Linked DNA regions of Homo sapiens: all the other regions are linked to region 2. Evidence: chromatin contacts called from ENCODE Hi-C or POLR2A ChIA-PET data. All regions are on one chromosome and are shown on one strand. Each heading gives the region's core, a stretch centred on a gene start or an enhancer-like site at or near the end of the contact. The rest is flanking DNA. Distances are from core to core; before and after follow the strand shown.

Region 1 (3,226 bases), core at 525-3,024, 640 kb after region 2:
GCCCTCCCTCCCTTCGTTTAGCCACTGTGCAGAGTGAACACCCACAGGTCTCAGCATGTGACTCTCTTCTGCAAGAGTCAGCCCAGTGGGGAGACAGACACTCCGGAAACCTAGATATGTGCTGGGCTGGGTGGCAGTGCCACAGCTGGGCACTTTACTCCCCAACATAAATGTAGGCATTTCTGTGTCTTGTGAGCCCATGAATCCTCATAAGACCCTGTTGAGTTGGGAATTACTGCAGAGCTGTAACAGACAGAAAACCTAGGCCCACAGACAGCCAGTGACCTCCCATGGGCACACAGTTTGGGTGTGGCAGAGCGCGGTATGGAATCCAAGCCTTCTGGTGCTAAACCCTGCAGGATTCTGGCAGGTCACACTCCAGGCTCCCAAGCCAAGCAAGCGTTTGAAAATGCCTTCCCATGTCCAGTCGCGGTGGCTCACACCTGTAATCCCAGCACTTTGGGAGGCCAAGATGGGTGGATCACTTGAGGTCAGGAGTTGGAGAACAGCCTGGCCAACATGGTGAAACCCCGTCTCTACTAAAAGTACAAAAAAAATGAGCTGGGCGTGGTGGCACGTGACTGTGATCCCAGCTACTCAGGAGGCTGAGGCATGAGAATTGCTTGAACCCAGGAGGCAGAGGTTGCAGTGAGCCGAGATCATGCCACTGCACTCCAGCCTAGGTGACAGAGTGAGACCCTATCTCAAAAAAAAAAAACAAAAAAAAAACGAAAATGCCCCTCTGTGAGCCACAGGCTCTGCCCCTGCAGTGGGCTATCTACCTGTCCTAGCTTGCTTTCTTCCTCAGAAACAGATGTTTCATCCTCCTACCATTCTCTTGACTGACTCCACAATTGTGGCTAAGACAAACTGGGTGAATCACATCTAAAGCAGAAGCAAGTCTGCATGAACCCCAACACTTCCCCAGTCAATTTCCTGTGTTAGGTTCAGAGGGGTCATTTCAAACTCTCAGCATGTTCAAGACGAGACTGCCTATAAGGCCACGTCTTGGGACATGGTTTAGGGGAGGAGGTAGGAATATGTGGCAGGGCCCTCTGGCTATACGGATCTCCCTATCTGCTGGAAACTCCACCACTAAAACCATTCCTTTGTATCATTTCCCCAGAGGGATCTTGATAATTGTGAAACGCCAAACAACTTGCCAGCCATGAGTCCCAAATCACAGCTATGAAAGTGCTTTACAGTTTATAAAGTGATTTCACAGCGAAAAATGGGTTTGCTCCTCATAACAACTATGAAAGTTAGGGCAGCAATTTAAATGTGTCCATGGAATAGATGAGGACACTGAGTGAGGCCCTGAGAGGCAGAGGAATTCCTCTGCCAATCAGAGCCCACACTTGAATACAGGTCTTTCTACTCCACATTGCATGTACCCCTGATAACTGGGAGTTGCCTTGGGAGCAGATGCTGATGGGACACAAAACAGGCAGATTTTGATAAGAAGGCAGATGATGAGGTGGAAAGGCTCTGAAGAAAGAGGTGGATGGCAGAGCTTGGCTAGAGGGGAGCAGGACTCCCCAGGGAATCGAGGATCTGGGCAGGGGAAAGGGTAGCCTGGAAGCAGGGAGAGGTGGAGGATGAGCTCTGGGAGCCAGAACCTGAATTCTGTTCCGGCCCTGTTCTGAAGCCTGAGGGGCTGGAGTGGACTTCTCCTCTAGGATCTGTCTGCCCTGTCTGCTCTGAGGACCTGCCAGCTCTCCTGGGAGGCGCTCAGGGCATCTTGTGAGCCTGTCAGCACTGACCTTGTCACGCGGCTCATGACTGCTCCTCATCCGACCTCAGATGAGTCAAGAGGGGAAGCAGGCGCAAAGGGCTTCCAGGGGATTCCCGGGATGCAGGCAGCTTGGGGCCCTAGGGGAAAGAGCCTGGGGCTCTTCAAGGCTGGGCTATGAAGCCACCCTCCTCCCAGGGTTGAGGGGCAGTCAAAATATCCCCAAACCTAATGTGATTTCTCACCTGCCAAGTGGCAGCAGTGTGGCATCGGGGCATAAAAGCTGCTAACAGTGGGGAAAGGCCTGGCCCAGTGCCAAGCAGGCTGTGGGCGTCCCTAGAAGAATGAGCAGCGCAACTACAGCAGGAGTCCCAGGCCCTGGGCAGAGAGACACCCCTTTATCGAGACCTACTACCTGCCAGGCACTTTATTTATTGGTAAATTTAATCAGATTTTGAAAACCACAAAATCTGGATACATTTGCATTGTGGTATTTGTTGTAATTGTTGGATATAATTACATATACATGCTATAAAATATAAGATAGAACTAGAACAAGAGTTCTTAATCTGGCATCTAAGGGAACCCGAAAGATCAAAGGATAGAGTTCAAGGAGTCTAAAAATTTGGAAGAGAAAAAATATATATCTTTATTTTCACTAATTTCTACCTGAATTTTAGCATTCTCTTCAACGATGAATGTAGGCAACAAACCACAGCAGTATTAGCAGGACTCGTGATGATGTCACTAGCAATTACAAATATTTTCAAATCATATAACGGTTTTTGAAGATATTTCAAAATATGGTTTATACTCATCACTATTTCAAAATTACAGCAGTTATTGGACCTATTATTAGCTCTTGATCTTCAGGCATTAATTAGGAAGCACTATCTAGTACTATGTCGAAAAATTTTTTTTAATTGTTTGATGACTACATTTTAATACAACTGGTTTTCTTTGTAAGCCTATGCTAGTTTATTTTGTGCATTTCAGAACATTATTCTGAGAAGGGGTCTGCAAGTTTTTACCAGATGACAAAGGAGGCCATGGCACACACAAAAGAGGTTAAGAACCCCTGATCTAGGTCTTCCCTGCAGTATTTTAGGATATATCCACATTTTAAAAATGTGGATTTTGGCCGGGTGCGGTGGCTCACTCCTATAATCCCAGCACTTTGGGAGGCCAAAGCAGGTGGATCACTTTAGCCCAGGAGTTTCAGACCAGCCTGGGCAACATGGCAAAACCTCATCTCTCCAAAAATTATAAAAAATTAGCCAGGCATAGTGGCATGCACTTGTAGTCCCAGCTACTCAGGGGACTGGGGTTAGAGGATTGCCTTGAGCCCAGGAGGTTGAGGCTGCAGTGGGCCATGATTGTGCCACTGCACTCCAGTCTGCTGGGTGACATGAGACCCTGCCTCAAAAACAAAAAAATAACAAAAAAAAGCCGGGCACAGTGGCTCGTGCCTGTAATCCCAGCACTTTGGGAGGC
Region 2 (3,097 bases), core at 416-2,915:
GGTCAACATAGTGAGACTCCATCCCTACAAAAAACTAAAAATATTAGCCAGCTATGGTGCATTGCGCCTGTAGTCCCAGCTACTTGGGAGGCTGAGGCGGGAGGATGACTAGAGCCAAAGAATTTGAGGCTGCAGCAAGCTACGATTGCACCACTACACTCTAGCCTCAGAATCAGAGCAAGAGTCCGTCTCTTTAAAAAAAAAAAAAAGGGGGGGGGGGAGGAATCTTGTCATTTTTTAATTTGAGGATTAGCTTCTCCTTTATAAGAGAGCCAAATCAGAAGAGTCACTAGATTACAATAGCTGCTGGGAAGCCAGGATATGGGAGCCTAGACTTAGAAATTTCAGGTTATGTCAGAGACCTCCATTTTCCTGTCATTTACTGCAAAGAATCCTATTATCCTGCCGTTTACCTACCCTCTAAACCCTCAATCCTCTTTCATTTGCTCTGGTCCTTGCTGACTCATCCCCTCCCTCCCTTTTTCCTCCCACTTCAGCTGCATGCTTGGTTCTGGCTTATTCATCTTCTAGTCAATTAACGAACATATACCACGCTGTTGTCATGTGGTCAGCTATGGAGTCATTCTCATACTGTCACTCTTCCTAATACGGATCTGTTTCGGCCACAGACTCTTTCATATCTCTGCCCCAAACCTCTCATCCACCAAATCTTGTTCCTGTGTGCTAGAATACAAGCAAAACTGAGAGCTATGCTGGAAAAAAGATTTATGGATTGGAAAATTTTTAAATTGATAATGTATGTATCTTCCTAAGTAAAAGACCCTAAGGAAATACTGAAACCTAAAATCATTCCCATAAAAAGAAAAGAAATTAAAACTTGCCTATGGTGACCATAATACAATTAACATAACATTGATGATTGAAGAAAATAAGAAAAATAGTTATAAGATTTTACAATTTGGTTTCTATAAGAAATGAAAAAATGATAGCTAACAGGAAAATAAAATGCTTATTCTCAGTTTCAAGGTTCTCATGGTCCCCTTTACTTTCTTCCCTGATTATCTTGGAGATATCAATTCTTAAGCATTAAGTCTTGAAAATCTTGGTGGTAAAACTGTAATCAAGAAACAAAGCTTGAAAAGTGTGACCACTCACTAGAAAACAAAGTGGAATGGAAGAGAAAGAGTTAGAGATCACACAAGGAAAAGCAGAGACAATGTGGAAGACCTCCAACCAGAACCACATTCACAATTACCCAGTGCTGTCATTTTTGTTCTATCTCTACATAATTAGAGAATTGGTATGAATTTCTAGATCAGGTCATCAATGTGAAACTGGGGTCCAAAAGGCCAAGGTAATGATTAAGAGTTGGGTACTGAAGAAAATGGTCATAGTCCCAGGACAACAAAAAGTTCCTATTTTAGGAATTTAATGTCTCAAGCTCTGGATATCACAGCAATAGGTATTCTTTAAATTCATAATCAATCATTTTTCCCAAATAATTTCATACATTTATAAGCAATGATTAATTCACTGAACAAACCTAAGTCACAATGGGCTTTTTGTTTAAGTATTCATTGTCAGGAAATCCAAATATTTTATAATTCACTGGACAGTAATGAACAATGACAGACAAAACACTAGTGAGTAAAAACACTAATTATGTTACTGTGGTCTTTGTGTGGCTTTGGCACAAAAGGTTGTTTATTTACAATGCTGCAACATCACCTTGGTAATCAAAAGAGTGGCATATGCGCACTGGCTGCTCAAACATTAACTACCAATGAGTCATACTTGCAGCTGAGAACTTACTCTGAAAAAATAGGGGGAGGAATGCTGTGCCTCTAAGTTAAAAACAAGCTCTGGTGTTCATGCTCACATTTACAAGGACACATGGTGAAATCTTGTCTATTTTCTTGTCAATTGATCTTCTTTCAAAATAAATTTCCTTTTTTTAACCATCACAAGGAATATTTTTATTAATAACATTGGTAAAAATCTAAAAAGGCAAGCTTATTAAATCTTTCTAACTTCTTTCTGCCACTGAACTACTTGCTGACTGCTATGTGACAGAATGACATCACACCAGGCCTTAAGATACGCTTGAGATACAAGGGTAAAGAAGACACAAGGCTTGTTTTCAAGGAGCTTATAATCTTATGGCAGGGAGTGGGGAGAGTGGGACCAATATGCAATTACAATAAAAAAATAGTCAATGCCTAATCATCAATAGGATAATATAATCAGGATTTTAAAAATATCCCAATGTTCTTCCTCATCTGGACTCTGGAAAAAATAAAATAAAAAATATGGCCAGGCACGGCGGCTCACATCTGTAATCCCAGCACTTAGAGAGGGCGAGGCAGGCAGATCACGAGGTCAGGAGATCAAGACCATCCTGGCCAACATGGTGAAACCCCGTCTCTACTAAAAAAATACAAAAAATTGGCCAGGCGTGGTGGCTCACGCCTGTAATCCCAGCACTTTGGGAGGCCGAGGCAGGCGGATCACGAGGTCAGGAGATCGAGACCATCCTGGCTAACATGGTGAAACCCCGTCTCTATTAAAATTACAAAAAAAAACTAGCTGGGCATGGTGGCGGGCGCCTGTAGGCCCAGCTACTCGGGAGGCTGAGGAGGAGAATGGCGTGAACCCGGGAAGCGGAAGTTGCAGTGAGCCGAGATAGTGCCACTGCACTCCAGCCTGGTGACATAGCAAGACTCCATCTAAATTTTAAAAATAATAAATATATAAATAAATGGCAAACTTGGGCCTAATATGAAGAACTTCAAATACACTGGACTTTCCCACATTAAATTAGCCTGAAGAGTGGTGAACTCTATGATTAGAACTAAGTAGTCAAGCCGATTTAGATGACTGTAAGAAAATCCTAAAAGTAATTCTTACACTAGCGGGTAGGGGTAGCAAGGGGATTTGAAACAGAAAACTAAAGCACTTCCTATCTTGGAAAAGTCTGCAGCTACCTTGTTAGTTGCAGGCAAGGGTATTAAGATGATGCCCACCGCAGCTATTTTAGAAGTAGTGGGTGATCTCAAGAAGCAGAAAAGAGGCCAGTAGTCACCACTGAACTGCATATAGGACCTAGAAGGCTTTGTGACCTTTACATGTTTGTTAG
Region 3 (3,539 bases), core at 364-2,863, 770 kb before region 2:
GTCCCAGCTACTTGGGAGGCTGAGGCAGGAGAATCACTTGAACCCGGGAGGCGGAGGTTGCAGTGAGCCGAGATCACGCCACCGCACTCCAGCCTGGGTGACAGAGCGAGACTCCGTCTCAAAAAAATAATAATAATAATGATAAGAAGAAGGTAGGGTGTGTCCAGTGTCCACTTCTTTTGAACTTTATTGGAGCTAGGGCCTTTATCAGGAACTGAGAGCCATAGCCATCTCATTGTAAATTCAGACCACCACCTACATGACCTGTGCTGGCCAGCTTGGTCTCATACAGCCCCCTCAGTGTCTGATTCCCCAAGATTTTTATATGTTACCCACATGGGTGCTACGGTCAGTCCCATCATGTTTCCAGCTCAGGAGGCTAAAGGCCCAATCACGAATTTGGTTCTTTGTATTGCACAACAGCAGGGCATTTTAAAGTCAAATTGAGCCAATCCACTCATTTGACACTCAACAAATATTTGCCCATTGCTACAGTGTGCTTAAGAGATTTACCCAAAAGGAACAGAGAAAGGGGTAGGGTGAGAAAACACTGAGGTCAGATTATAATGAGAGTGGTTTTTCTCACTGAGGTTTCACTTGGTATGTCCAAATTAGATAGAGATGTGTTTCTCATTGAGTTTGAAAAGGAAATATTATCTTTAAGTCTTTAGGTTCCCAACTTCATGAAGATGGAGCCAGGTGATAAGTGGCATCAAATGCCATTCTGAGCAACATGTTAAACACTCAGAAAGCAAGATGGGTCCCATGTGGCCTGGTGATTTTCCCTAAATGCATGCAGCTCTTACTCGCCCGGAGGCTTGTCCACAGCTGTGGTGGTTATGACGGTGGTGATGGAGATCACCCACTTTGTGCCAGGCACTCTGAAAAGTGCTTCCCTTACATTCTCTCTAAACCTAACCACCTAACCACACCCTGCAAGGTAGACATCTTACACGTGAGGAAATCAGAGTGCAGGGAGGTGGGTGGATTTGTCCAAGATCGTACTGCCATGTAGGGGCAGAGCCAGGATCTGAATTCAGATCTTGTCGCTAAAGGTTATGACCATTCCATCGTCATGCCATCTCCCACTGCTTCAAAATGGGAAGGAAGTTTCCCATTTTTGAACAAAAGCATCTGGCCAATGGATCTCAAACTTTAGTGTGCATCAGAGTCTGTGTTAATAGAATGCAGATTGCGGGGTCTGAGCCCCAGAGTTTCTGATTCATTAGGTCTAAGGCAGGGCCTGCTAATCTGCATTTCTAGCAACCCCAGATTTGCTGGTGTTGCAGCTAGCCCTGGGACCTTGCTCTGAGAACCACTGCTCTTGGGGTTAACAGAAGATGATGCTACTGCCTCCTCCTCCTCCTCTTTCTGTTCATTTTGACATCTCCAAAACCGATCCATTTCACCTGCCTGAAGAAGAGGGCCGGGGCGAATGCTGCCCTCACTTCTGCCCATCTGTTTCCTGGGAGTCTGTGTGGGAGGCTATAGGCTCCTCACTGACCCAGCGCAGAGGATTCCTGGCTAAGCCATTGGCTCCCAGTTGTTTACAGACACATCTACTCTCAGGTCACTGCTCTCTCTCTCTCTCAACCCCAGGGGGCATTCCCAGGCCTCTCTGGGCTTTCTGTTCTCTCACAGCTTCTCTGCAGACTGAACCTGCTTTCATCTGCTTAGTCAAGTGTGGTTTATGAACTCTGATTGCCTACAACACCCTCTCTTCATTAGTCAGACTTTGGACTGGGAATGAGAGATCTTTTCCAGGGTAATATGGGACACACAGGCTGCTTCTGTCACCTGGGATCCTTGCTGCTCTGGGAAAGATAAACTTTCTAGCATCTTGTTGACCTTCCCAAGTTATAGTTTGACAAGGGAACATATGTTTCAAAGGCTTGTGGACTTTTAGACTTGGAAGAGATCTTGGTGGAAAAAAAGGAAGGGAAGAGAACAAACACTTATTGAGAATCTGCCAAGTGTCAGGCACAAGGCCAGAGACTTAATATGTGCCACAGTATTTACTCTTCACAGTAACCCTATGAGATAGGGTTTGGGTTTTTTCATTTTAATCCCCATATATAGATGAGAAACTGAGATTCTAAGTTTAGCAACTGGTAAGGGTCACACAGCTAGCTAGTGGCAGAACCAGGATTTGAACCCAGGTCTACCCATATTCTCTCTTCTACTGCTCGCCCAGCAGTCCATAGCATTGATGGTCTCCATAATGTGATATCCATTGATTGTCCTGGCTTGCTAAGACACCGTGTGTCAGTCATACAGTGGTCAGTGCTGGGGAAGCAAGGACTAGTCCAGTTAGAGAAGCCGGTAGTGGGTGGTAGGAGGAACTGAGAAAACGGGTCATGGTTGAGTGCTGCATGAGCAGGTGGGAGGTGCCAGGAGTCTGTAGAGTTAGTAACAAGAGCTGCTGGGAGCAGGTCAAAGCAAGCAAGATGACAGTCATCTCCAAGGAAAGATGAGCAGCCAGCCAGGGGCCTCGACTCCGGCAAAGCTAGCCAGGGCTGCTCTAAAGAGCCAGGTGCCAGCCCTCCCGCCCAGGTGTGGGTCTGCTTGAAGACAGTCCCCCTGCCCTCCACGTCCATCAGTGTGTGCTTTGTGCCCAGCATTGTGCCCAGCATTGTGCTAGGTGTTGACGCTCCTTTTTTTTTTTTTTTTTTTTTTTGAGACAGAGTTTTGCTTTTGTCACCCAGGCTAGAGTGCAGTGGCACGATCTGGGCTCACTGCAACCTCCGCTTCCCGGGTTCAAGTGATTCTGCTGCCTCAGCCTCCTGAGTAGCACACACCACCACTCCCAGCTAATTTTTGTATTTTTAGTAGAGACGGGGTTTCACCGTGTTGGCCAGGATGGTCTGGATCTCTTGACCTCGTGATCCGCCCGCCTTGGCCTCCCAAAATGCTGGGATTACAGGCGTGAGCCACTGTGCCCAGCCTCCTTTTTAAAAATAAAATTAAATAAATAAAATATTCTTGTTTTCAAAGAGCTCACAGCTCAGGTATAGGTACAAGCAACTGACTACACAGCCAGATAAGTATTATTTTTAACACGGTGTTTCGTAGCTTAGACTGTCAATTCACATACCCACATGATGTCCAGCGACCCTCATGGGAAGCATTCCCGCAGGGGAGAGAGGAAGGGCCCTGTGCGAAGCATTCTGCTCTTCCACGCCTGACATCGCATGGAGCCTTGGCACAACCCCTTGAGGAGCACAAAGGAGGGAGTCCTAACATCTCCTTGTGGGGGATGGGCAAAGCTTCCCAGAAGTATGGGTAGAAGCTCTTCATGCAGAAACCAGGAAGGCAAGGTCACTGCCATTTCTTCCGCTGTGTCATTTCAGCGTGATAGGCACTTTTAGCTTTAGCTAGAAGGAGGGCAGGGGGCTTGAGACTGGCCTCTTGGCCTTTCCTTTTCCACTGCCATCTGAAAAGCCCTAACTTTTTTACATCTATCTTCCTGCAACAGCTCCCTCCAGAAAATCCAGATGTCTAAAGTGCTAGCAAGCAAAGGGCTAGTGGGTGTGCTTTTA

Evidence for each region. Hi-C counts contacts between places; a loop is a spot of excess contacts on that map. ChIA-PET counts read pairs that join two places held with the same protein, here RNA polymerase II (POLR2A). Pooled maps may share reads with other maps.
Region 1: a loop to region 2 is called in a pooled map, with 4 times the contacts of the local background. The contact joins two enhancer-like sites. A Hi-C loop is called at or near these places in 7 of 37 single-sample maps with no recorded cell type and 11 of 50 pooled maps. POLR2A ChIA-PET finds 5 or more read pairs at or near these places in 5 of 52 experiments (AG04450, BJ, OCI-LY7 and 1 more).
Region 3: a pooled map shows a loop between it and region 2 (4-fold over the local background). The contact joins two enhancer-like sites. A Hi-C loop is called at or near these places in 4 of 37 single-sample maps with no recorded cell type and 4 of 50 pooled maps.

What each region holds. Positions count from the first base shown.
Region 1 is chr15:64,882,382-64,885,607 of GRCh38, forward strand. No RefSeq gene overlaps it. Among named protein-coding and RNA genes, the nearest start is that of ANKDD1A, 28 kb to the right of the region's middle. RefSeq lists an enhancer at 1,677-1,896. Within about 2 kb of position 1,775, at least 28 of the 41 ENCODE cell types and tissues checked have a DNase peak (open chromatin) inside an H3K27ac peak, as active enhancers do.
Region 2 is chr15:64,246,431-64,249,527 of GRCh38, forward strand. All of the region lies in intron 4 of CSNK1G1 (casein kinase 1 gamma 1), which reads right to left. Among named protein-coding and RNA genes, the nearest start is that of PPIB, 85 kb to the left of the region's middle. RefSeq lists enhancers at 1-49, 50-550, 671-730, 1,620-1,914. Within about 2 kb of position 1,666, at least 13 of the 41 ENCODE cell types and tissues checked have a DNase peak (open chromatin) inside an H3K27ac peak, as active enhancers do.
Region 3 is chr15:63,472,663-63,476,201 of GRCh38, forward strand. No RefSeq gene overlaps it. Among named protein-coding and RNA genes, the nearest start is that of USP3, 30 kb to the right of the region's middle. RefSeq lists enhancers at 737-796, 1,717-2,026, 2,617-2,736. Within about 2 kb of position 1,614, at least 17 of the 41 ENCODE cell types and tissues checked have a DNase peak (open chromatin) inside an H3K27ac peak, as active enhancers do.